Regions from separate parts of the Homo sapiens genome. Here region 2 is linked to region 1. Evidence: read pairs that join two places in POLR2A ChIA-PET (ENCODE). Cell type or tissue: GM12878. All regions are shown on one strand. Links, peaks and the distances in the headings refer to the core of each region. The heading gives the core; the rest is flanking DNA.

What was found. ChIA-PET counts read pairs that join two places held together with the same protein. Peaks named below come from ENCODE experiments on the same cell type or tissue, not always from the same donor. Only the 100,000 strongest peaks of a DNase experiment are listed, where the experiment ranks them.
Region 2: POLR2A ChIA-PET joins it to region 1 with 5 read pairs; 3 of 35 experiments call an interaction of 5 or more read pairs at or near these places.

The regions. Positions count from the first base shown.
Region 1 is chr1:18,280,838-18,286,209 of GRCh38, forward strand. All of the region lies in intron 2 of IGSF21 (immunoglobin superfamily member 21), which reads left to right. Among named protein-coding and RNA genes, the nearest start is that of IGSF21-AS1, 110 kb to the left of the region's middle. RefSeq lists enhancers at 51-564, 1,899-2,545, 2,134-2,253, 2,254-3,453, 2,546-3,192 and 1 more and a silencer at 3,145-3,345. In GM12878, for the core only: no CTCF peak of the experiment used is centred there; DNase peaks (open chromatin) are centred at 2,106, 2,534, 3,354 and 4,874; H3K4me3 peaks cover 605 bases; H3K27ac peaks cover 3,155 bases.
Region 2 is chr1:18,337,281-18,342,652 of GRCh38, forward strand. All of the region lies in intron 4 of IGSF21 (immunoglobin superfamily member 21), which reads left to right. Among named protein-coding and RNA genes, the nearest start is that of KLHDC7A, 140 kb to the right of the region's middle. In GM12878, for the core only: no CTCF peak of the experiment used is centred there; DNase peaks (open chromatin) are centred at 3,299 and 4,241; H3K27ac peaks cover 2,375 bases.

The sequences.
Region 1 (5,372 bases), core at 373-5,372:
ATCTCCTCCTGTCTGCCCCGAAGGCTCTGCTTCAACCTCCAAAGCAGGGCTCAGGGTCCCCTTCTGGGCAGGGCCTGCCCTGGACCCTCCCTGGCAGAGCTCCCCGGCCTGCACGCCAGTGCCATTTCCACTCCATGTCAGCAGCCTGCTGCTGAGCGAGCACCTGCTGCTAATGTTTCTCTCCTGACCCCAACCTCCACCTCACCCATTCTGTGAACTCCCTGATGACCCCTCTGTCCACAGGCCTGGCCTGCAGGAGGTGTTTATGAATGAAGAAATGAACGAATGAATGAATGAATGAATGAACAGGCAAGTGAATGAATGAATGAACAGGTGAGTGAATGAATGAATGAATGAACAGGTGAGTGAAAGAATGGGAAGCTGAGGTCACTGGGGTTACAGGAATGCACACCGAGGGTGTGTAGTGAAGAGTGGCTTTCTGCCGGGCATGGTGGCTCATGCCTGTAATCCCAACACTTTGGGAGGCGAGGTGGGTGCATCACCCTGAGGTCAGGAGTTCGAGACCAGCCTGGCCAACATAGTGAAACCCTGAGGTCTCTACTAAAAAAAATATAAAAACTAGCCAGTCGTGGTGGTGGGCACCTGTAATCCCAGCTACTCTGGAGGTTGAGGCAGGAGAATTGCTTGAACTCAGGAGACGGAGGTTGCAGTGAGCTGACATGGTGCCGCTGCACTCCAGCCTCAGCAACAGAGTGAGACTCTGTCTCAAAAAAAAAAAAAAAAAGAGTGGCTGTCATGGAGACACAGGTGGCTGAATAAGTCCCTCCTCCTTCCTCCTCAGCCCACTCCTTCCAGAACACAAGAGGGGAGGGCATTTGTTAAACTGGGAAAGAGCCCCCGAGCCCCTCTCTTTAGGGGCAAGCCATGTGACCCTGAACCCTGTCTCTAATGCTGGGATTTTCCAAGAGCATACTTGTCGGGAGGCAGGGAGGAGGCAGCGAGGAGCTGGACATGATCACCTGGTCTGGAGGAGGGACCTGAGTATCTCAGGTGCTGCAGCTGTTCAGCCCTCGGTGAACCTGTGCTTTTAGGGTCTGGATTCCAAGCATCTGGATTTGGGGGTGTGGTGGAAAGAGGGTGTGCTTCGGAGCAAAGAGCCTGGCTCCCAGCTCTGCGGACTCCTCCCTCTGTGACCCTGGGCATGCCCCTCCCCTCTTTGGGCCTTGGCTTTGCCTTGTGTAAAATGAGAGCCCTAAATGGGACAGTCAAGGGCGCTCCTGCTCTGAATGACCTCCTAGGGCACCAAGGGTCCAGCAGTTGATGGCCCCCTGGGAAAGCTGCAAAGAGACCCTGGTGAGGAGTGGGCCTGGGGGTTCCGGACTGTGTATCCGGTTGTGGTTCCTGACCCCTGTGTCCAAATGACCTGATGACGCTTGTTAAAAATGCAGAATAAGGACTGCATTCAGAAGTCACTGAGTTGGAACCTCCAGGATGGGCTTCCGGGGAAACTGACATTTTCAAACCCCACCCCCACTCTGGCCCAGGTGATTCCACTGTGCACTGAAGTTCGAATGTCTGGCATCTATCTGAGGCCCTTTCTATTTCCCCTGCTTCCTGTCTGCTAGCCCCTAAAGCATGAAGCGGGAGCGGGGTGCTGCATGGGAGGTGGAGAAGGAGGTCTCAGAGCTCCCATGCATGTGTCTGATAGAGTTTGGGGGGCTCAGGTGTTTGGGTCGTGACTGTGGGCTTTGTATTCGACTGGTGGGTGCCTATCTGGGCATGGGAAATGGCAAGGGAGATACAACCTTACATTTGCCAAAAACTCATCCCCTTACATACACACACACACACACACACACACACACACACACACAAACACACACCCTTTCCCGGAGTGAGGAGCAGGGTATATAATTGCACTTACAGCTGTGGGTGCAGGCATTGTGCATGCACAACACCGTAAGTCCACAAACTGACACGCAGCCCTGAAAATGCCTGCATACACTCTCTTACACTCCCTGTGAGACCTCCTGGTCTTCCCTGTGCTAACATCTAAAACTACGCATGAACATTCTCATTATTACTTTGCCTTTCACACACATGTACAGCCTCGTAGGCAGCCTGGAAACACACCTATTTGTACAGTCATCCCTACGGATGCACAGATGCACACCCATACTCCGTTGAACACAGGCTTCCTTGTTCACAGCAGGCTCACCCACGCAGGATGGGGTCCCAGCTCACACCAGTGGCACACACCTCCTCACACTTGCAGGAGCACCTGCCCACATGTGGAGTGTGGGTCCTACAAAGAAGCTGCAGCCGCTCTCCTCCCTGCCACTCTCCCCCCAGCCCCCAGGCCCATCTCTGAGCTGCTGTCTGCCATCGCACGGTAACCGGATGAGACAGGCAATTTATGACACCAGCTGTCTCTGTCAAAACCGGATCTCCCACACACACCAGGGGAAGCCAATTACCTTGAGCCCAGCCCTGCCAGAAACCGGGGCCCACAAGGGAGAGCAGGGACTGCCCAGAGAGGTGAGTGGCACCTGACATGAGGATTTTCTGCCTCTTCTTGTCTTTGGGCATCTGGTATCCTCTTCCCCCAGGCCCCCTTGGGGAGGACAGAGCCTGCCCTACCCTCTCTGAGGCTGCTTCTCTGGCCCAGCTCCCAGGCCTAGGAACTGCAAGAGCGGTTTCAGGGTGGAGAACAGGTGGGCAGGGAGGTTTAGGGGAAGAGTGGTCCAGGGTCGTTATGGCAACAAGAAAGGGAAGAACCCTGTGCCCCTCCCCCTACACAGCAGGCGGCCAGGCGGCTGAATCATTCTCCCAGGCTTCCTCTCCGCCTTCATTCCCCTCACCTCTTCCCTCAACACCCCTGCCCTGGTTTTCCTCTCCCTAGAATACCTACTCCCTTTCTTGCCCCCCTGCCCGAAACTAAAGCCAACTCTACTACCTGAGCCACTTCCTGTCTGGACTTTGGAATCAGACCCATGTTCAAAGCTCTCCATTTCACCACCTCCTAACTGGGAATCAGGGCAAATGGCATCCCTTCTCTGGCCATGGGTTTTGCATCCAAAAGAAAAAATGATGTTCATTCCTATAAAAAAAAATGTTGAAAAGGAGTCTTCTAAGTACCAGACTCCGTTCTATAATCGGGGATGCAACATTGAACAAAATGAAGTCCCACCCTGGGCTTCAGGCTCCACTGCAGGAGTCGGAAACCACACGTTTCAGAAATTTAGAAGAGATGAGTCAGTTTTCTCACTGTCCTCATCTGCTTTGTTTACAGCCATACTCCCAGCACCAAGCACAGCTCCTGAAAGGACCTCAAGCAATAGACAAACTCACAAAGGCACCAGTGGACTCAAGCTCTAGCCTGAGGTTGACTTGGTCTAGTGCCATCTTTGTGCCCAGCCTTGCAGGGCGCTTTCTAGGCATACTTTCTGAGTGGGTGGGATGGCGGCAGATCTGCTTAAGTGAACAGGAAGTCCGTTCCTTCCTTCACTGACTCATTGGTTCATTCCACAAATGCACATTGAGCATGTACTACGTGCCGGTTCCCATGCTAGGCTCCTGGGATCAAGTGAGATGGGCAAGGACTCCCACTTGATAGTTGCATGGCAGAAGTTTCTAGATTTGCTCATCACCTCCCACAGTCTAGAAGCTGAGCAATAAATTCACACTAACAGCAGTGTCCACTTGCCTTTGCATTTTGCAAGATGCTTTTACATATGTTTGTTTCTTTTAGTATTTCTCACAACTCTGGGGTGTGAGTTTGTTTAATATCCCTCGCGTTACAGATGAGGAAACTGAGGCTTAGAAACAATCAGTGACTTGCCTGAGAACCCAGAGCCAGGGAGTGAAGCACCCACAGTAAAACTGAGTCCCTTTCTAGCCCTCATTGTCTCTTGCATTATCTAATTTAATGCCCTTTTCCCCTAACTACCATGAAAGGCAGGTATCGCCTTAGGCTGTTTACAGCCAGGGAGCACCTCTTGCCTGGGCTGGGATTGGAAGCTGTGCTGGGCTGACACAAGATCCCAGGTGCCATCCACTCCTCTATATCTAATCAGTTCATTAAAACCCTCCTTGCAAACACTCTCTCGGCTGCCTGGACACAGAGACCTCAGCTGCTCCATTTCCAGGAGAGCAAATTCCTTCCTGGCTGGAGAGGAGTTGGGATAATGTAGACAGGCAATTTAAACAGCCGGCAAAATACACCAGCAGTTTTCACTCTCTGCCACTATTACACTTTCCAGCCGTGGCGGGATTGGCCCATAAGTGGGATATCAAGTTTATTACAGCTATTTCCAACCTGTAATTGGTTTTGTGGAAAACAAAGAGAAGGAGGTTGGGAAGGTGGGGGGAGGTGATATTTTCCCCTTTTCTTTTTTTTTTTTTTCTTTTTCGGATGACAGCACCCAGGGACATTGGTGAGGCAGCCGAAGTTGGAGACTTATTTGTTTTTCAAATTAAACAGCCAGGCCGGTCAGCGGGCTCTCACACTGCTGGCTGGACTAAGTCCACCGGCCACGCTTTGATGACTCTACTTGAAAAGCAACCTGGCCTGGCTGCAGCCTAGATTTGCTGGTTGGGGTCAGGGGGCAGTCAGGGCCCAGAGGTGGGGTCTGGCAGCTCTGGAGCATGAGAAACTGTGGTCTCTAGGCTGACTCTTCTAGAATCAGAACACTGCGGGCATTCAGGGCAGCAAAGAGTCCTCAGTTTCCTCATGGAACATTTAGGGAAACTGGGTCCCAGAGAGAGGAACAGTGCAGAGACAACCTTTGGGACTTAGAACCTAGCTCTCTGCCTCTCAGAAACTTCTACACAGTGTAGCTGGTCATTTGGGGGAATTCCTGGCTGAGATGCTCTCAGCATGGGGAAGAAAAGAGACACCTGTTCTTAAGAACCCATGTTACGGTCTGCTGCCATCATTGCAGTCCACCCACCCTGACCAACCTCCCTACTTCGGACTTAAGAAAAATACGCAATAGCTAATATGATGGAGCACTTTCTGTTACGATGACAGGAGGTGATGTTTGCAAGCAATATCTGGCACAGGGTAGGCGCCAATGTATGCCAGCTATTGTTATTCCCGTCATGCTATTATTACCGCATGCCAAGCAATCCCCTGGGCTCTCTGTGTGTTCACTCTTACGCACTGAATTCTCACACGTGTGCCTTACAGGGAGGCATGATCCTTCCCGTTTTGCAGATGAGGAAACAGGCACACAGAACCCTCCAACCTCACCCAGCAATCAACTGAGTGGCAGAGCTGGGATCTGATTCCAGAGCTGTGTGACCCCAAAAGCCTCTGCACATTTCCCATATCCCCAACCTCAAAGTAGGTCTTCTGCTCCCTTCTTTTGGACTCATCCATGCTGAGCGGTCAGCTCTGCTGTTTACTA
Region 2 (5,372 bases), core at 177-5,176, 56 kb after region 1:
ATTTCCCCATCTGTAAAACAGGGATAAGGATGCTTCCCTCCTAGGGTGGCTGTGAGGCTTAAAGTAGATAAAGTTTGCAGAACGCCTACCTCATCAAGAATATCATTGAAGAGCTCAGTTACTTGGACACTGTTGTTTTTATTATCACTGTCTCTGATGTGCCCACTCCTGGGCACAACTGTGTCTGCCTCCCTCTTGCCCCTGGTTTTGGCCCCAGCAAAGAGAAGTCCCCCATTCACAGCTCCAAAGAGCCCTGCACTAGTCTGAGGAATGACTGCTCTGGGAACACAGCTTCACGCACCGTGGCAACCTGGAAGCCAGGGTGTGTCTCTGGGAGTGGCAGAGACAGGGGTCTCTCCTTACTCACCTTCTCTGGGCTTCTTCCCCAAAGGTCTGCGTGTCCTGGCACCATGCACCTATGGAAGGAGCCAGGATATATCCCAACTGTCATAATGATGGCAATGCCCCACACTTGCCCAATCTGAGCAATTTCAGAGGGGCTTTCACATTGAGGACATCATCCAATCCTCACTGCAGATCGGCGCGTGGGGGATTACTATTATCTCTAACTCACAGATGAAGAGACTGAGACCCAGGGAAGGGAATGAATTTGCTCCAGGCCTTATAGGGTGGGGGTTATCTCTGTGCCAGAGGAGCGTGGCTTCTGTAGCTCACCAAGGTCCTGAATGGTGAGGGGAGGGCCGGGGGAGGCGGCGTGGCTGAGTGTTTCTCATACAGCATCTCCTGTAACCCATCGACCACATGGGCCTGGGAGGCAGGCACCACAATAAGCCCATTGCACAGACCTGGCTCAGAGGGGCATGGGACTTGGCCGAGGTTGGAGGGTTAAAGGAGATAATCTATAGAACAGAATGTTCTGGGCCTGAGGCTTGGCACATTCTGGATGATCAATAAATAGTATCTCTTAATGACAAATAGTAGTCGGGTCAGTTACAAACCAGGCACAATTAGACCAATCTCTGTGAACGTCTCCTTCAAATATGTTTCAGGGCAGGTTTCAAAAATTAAAATCGACTCATTGCTTTGGTTCATCTGTGGCATTGCATTCACACACAAAGACCCTCTCTTCAAACGAGCAGAGGTCACTGAACATTGGGGTCTCTTTTGTGCCACACGGGACCCTAAGGGCCACTGCAGCCAAACTGGGGCAAGACAGACCCTCCCCAGTTTGGAGGTCAATGGGAAGCTCCCAGGACAGTGGGGAGAAGGAGAGCCGAGGAGCTGGGGACGGCCCAGGGCCCACCTGCCTCAAAGCACAGAGCAGTTCCACCAGAAAGCCCAGCACCCCAGTCTACCATCCACACGTCCACATCCAGCACATTCTAACGCGGCCATTTCCAGAGGCCTCCGGGTGAAGATGAAAACGCGAGTGCAGCTGTAATTTCACGCCTATAACATCCCACTGTGTGGTGGGGAAAGACATTTGGGAGTCCCGTGGGTGACACCAAGGGTGTATGCTGCACACGGTCATTAAAATGTTTTTATCCGAGCTGCAGATAAATTGTAAGCCAATTTGAAAGTTGCGTGCTGGGCCCCAGGAACGCATTATACACAGTCATGGAAGGATTTTGAAGGTTCTTCTGGGGGTGCAGGTTAGGGGGGAGGGAGCGTGTTAAGGGTGCGCTGTTACAATCAATTAGATGTTGTGAGAGCCAGGCACCCCACTCCCATCCCCACCGAAGTTAAAAGACTCTGCACTTCTGGCTCCTCTGGAATGCCAAGGGGCAGGGTTTCTCTGCCACCGAGTGGGGCCCTTTCAACCCAAAGCTAAAAAGCAAGGCCACCCTCCGCGTGCCAGCATTGAGCTCAGTGTTCAACCCACAGTTAATACCTCACAAAAGCCCTTGGATGTGGGCCTGGTCATCCCCATTTTACGGATGACGGAGCAGAGGCTCCGAGAGTTTAAGGGGTACATCCACGTGAGTCACAGAGCAGGGTGGGCAGGAGCGGGGCGTCCCACCTGGTCTGCCTGAGCCCAGAGCACGTACTTATACAGCAGCCTTAACTCCCAAAGGAAATTTCCCTCCCCTTGACCCAAAGGCCATGAGTCACACAAACCTCAAACAAGCACTGGAGTGGAGACAGAGTGCAGGGAGTGGGGACTTCCTTGAGACCGAGCCCTAACTAGGTGGCTCAAAAACTCCGATGGTCCTGGCATGGTGGCTCACATGTCTAATCCCAGTACTTCCGGAGGCTGAGGTGGGTGGATCTCTTGAGCCCAGGAGTTCTAGCCCAGCCTGGGCAACCTGGCGAAATCCCGTTTCTACAAAACATTAGCTGGGCTGTGGTGGTATGTGCCTGTAGTCCCAGCTACTCAGGAGGCTGAGGTGGGAGGATTACTTGAGCCTGGGAGGTAAAGGCTGCAGTGAGCTGAGATCACGCCACTGCTTTCTAGCCTGGGCAACAGTGAGACCCTGTCTCCAAAAATGAAACAAAACCAAACCAATAAAACCAAACAACAACAACGAATTCCGATGGATGGGTGGGGCTGTTTGCCTTTCGGAACATGTAGGAGTCTGGAAGGAACACAGAATGTCTGTGCCCTTGCCTCCCTTCCTGTCCCCATCCCCATTTTTGGTTCTCTCATCCACTGCTATCCAGCACCTCCCCCACTTCTCAAACCCTCTGAAAGGAGCACTGAACTTGGAGTCCAGCAGACCTGGGTCCAAATCCCAATTAGTGTCTACTTTTGACATGGACGGTCTAGTATTGAGTTTCCTTTCTGGTAAAACAGCATATCAGAATGTCTTTTTTGTTCAAATATATTATAAGGTGACTTGGATGCCCACGTACATGGACATTCTAATTTGCATTTATTCATTTGTGTGTTCATTCATTTAACATATATTTATTGAGCACCTAGTACATTGCAGGCACTGTTGTGTGCACTGGAGTTTCCAATGAACAAGGAGGACAAAAAAAAAACCAAACAAACAAAAAACTGGTCCTCACAGACAGTGCAATAGGGGAGGCAGAAGATGAGCAAGTGAAGAGATGGGGAGACAAATGGGATGTCAGTGGGTGGTAAAGCAATGTCAGGAAAAACCCATCAGGGATGGGGCTGTTCTAGGTCAACGTGGCCTCTCTGAGAAGGTAACATTCAAAAGAGGTGAGCTATATGGACTTCATTCATTCATGTCAGTGATTCAGTGACTTACTGAGCATTCCCCAGGTGCCAGGCACAATTCTAGGTGCTGTGGATACACTGACAATAAGACAAGGTCCTTGCTCCCTGGACTCACATTCTCTAAGGGAAATAGCTTCATGGTACAGAGGACGAAACTAGTTTCTGGGGCTTCCCATAGCAAATTGCTGCAAACTGGGTGGCTTAAAACCACAGCAATGTATTGTCTCACAGTGTTAGTCCTAGAAGCCTGAAATCAAGGTGTCAGTAGGGCCATGCTCCCCATGCAAGGGAAAAATCCTTCCTTGTCCCTCTGCTTGCCTCTGGTGTTGCTGGCAATCCTTGGAGTTCCCTGGCTTATAGATGCATCACACCGATCTCTGCCTCTCTCATCATATGGCCTTCTCTCTCTGGCTCTGTGTTCCTGTCCCTGTGTTCAGATTTGCTTCTGCTTCTGCCCCTGCTTCTGCTTCTTCTCCTTCTCCTTCTCCTTCTTTCTTCTTTCCTCCTCTTCTCCGTCCTCCTCCCCCTCCCCCTCCTTCTTCTCCTTCTTCTTCTCCTTCTTCTTCTCCTCCTCCTCCTTCTTCTCTTCTTCTTCTTCTTCTTCTTCTTCTTCTTCCTCTTCCTCTTCCTCTTCTTCTTCTTCTTCTTCTCCTCCTCCTCCTCCTCCTTCTCCTCCTCCCCCTCCTTCTCCTTCTTCTTCTCTTTTTTTTTTTTGTGTGTGTGAGACAGTCTTGCTCTGTTGCCCAGGGTGGCCTCAAATGCCTGAGTTCAAGCAATGCACTCACCTTGGCCTCCCAAAGTGCTACAGGCATGAGACACTGTGCCCACCTCAACAGATTTGCTCCTTATAAGGACATCAGTCATTGAATTAGGACTCACCCTAATCCAGTGTGACCTCATCTTACCTTTAGCACAATTGCAAGGACCCTATTTCCAAATAAGGTTACATTTATACGGACTGTGGGTCAGAACTTCAACACATCATCTTCAGGGACATAATTCAACCCACAGCAGTAACTGAGTCAGGATGTAGCACACCAAGATTCCCTGTCTGACTCTGAAGCTGACACTCTCTGCTCCCAACCCCGTGGGTCACCCTTCGTTGGGCACTGACTAATATGCAGGCGCTGTGCTAAACTCTTCTTGTGTTAACTCACTGAACACTCACAAAAGCTCTGCAAGGTGAGTACTATCACTTTCTCTTTAGCAGATGAAGAAATTGAGAGGTAATGTCACTTCCCTACATCACCCAGCCAGTGTGTGGCAGGGCAGGGGTATATAGCCATCCTGCATGTTAACATCTCTGCTCCTCCAGAAGTTTACCAATGAGTAGGAAGCCCAGACTCATAAAGTATTGGTACACATTAATAAAATGTTCTATCTTGGGATCCTTGTCTCTCTTCTGGAAGCTTCCAAGTGAGGTTGGCAGATGAAGTAGACTTTTGGAACCTGAGGCCAGAGTGGCAACAAACCACACCATATGCTTTGCAAGTCTGGAGCCAGGAAACACAGCTTCCACCCCAAAGAACAGATGTTAATGAACTTTACATGACGTTTCTGGTTGGTTTGTCTTTTTTCAGTATGTTCTACTGATTTTTATTAAGTGTGCCTGGTGCATTTTCCTTGTTTTTTTTTTTTTTGTTTGTTTGTTTGTTTGTTTGCTCTGTTTTGTTTTGTTTTGTCTTGAGACAGTCTTGCTCTGTCCCCCAGGCTGGAGTGCAGTGGCATGATCTCAACTCACTGCAGCCTCTGCCTCCAAGGCTCAAGAGATTCTCCTGCCTCAGCCTCCCAAGTAACTGGGGTTACAGACATACACCACCATGCCTGGCTAATTTTTCTAGTTTTAGTCGAGACGAGGTTTCTCCATGTTGGCTAGGCTGGTCTTGAACTCCTGACCTCAAGTGATCCTCCCGCCTCGGCCCCCCAAAGTGCTGGGATTACAGGCATGAGCCACCAAGCCCGGCCCTTTGGTTTTTCTAAAATATGGTTTTATTGAGATACAATTCCTATAACATGCAATCCGCTCATGTAAAGTGTAAAAAACAGTGGTTTTACCATATTCACAGAGTTGTGCCTCTACCACCACAATCAATTTTAGAACATTTTCATCGTCCTCCAAAGAAACCCTGTACCCATCAGCAGTTACACACCACCCCACATTGTCCCTCTTCTCCTCAGTCATAGGCAGCCACAAACACCCTTTCTGTCTCTATAGATTTGCTGG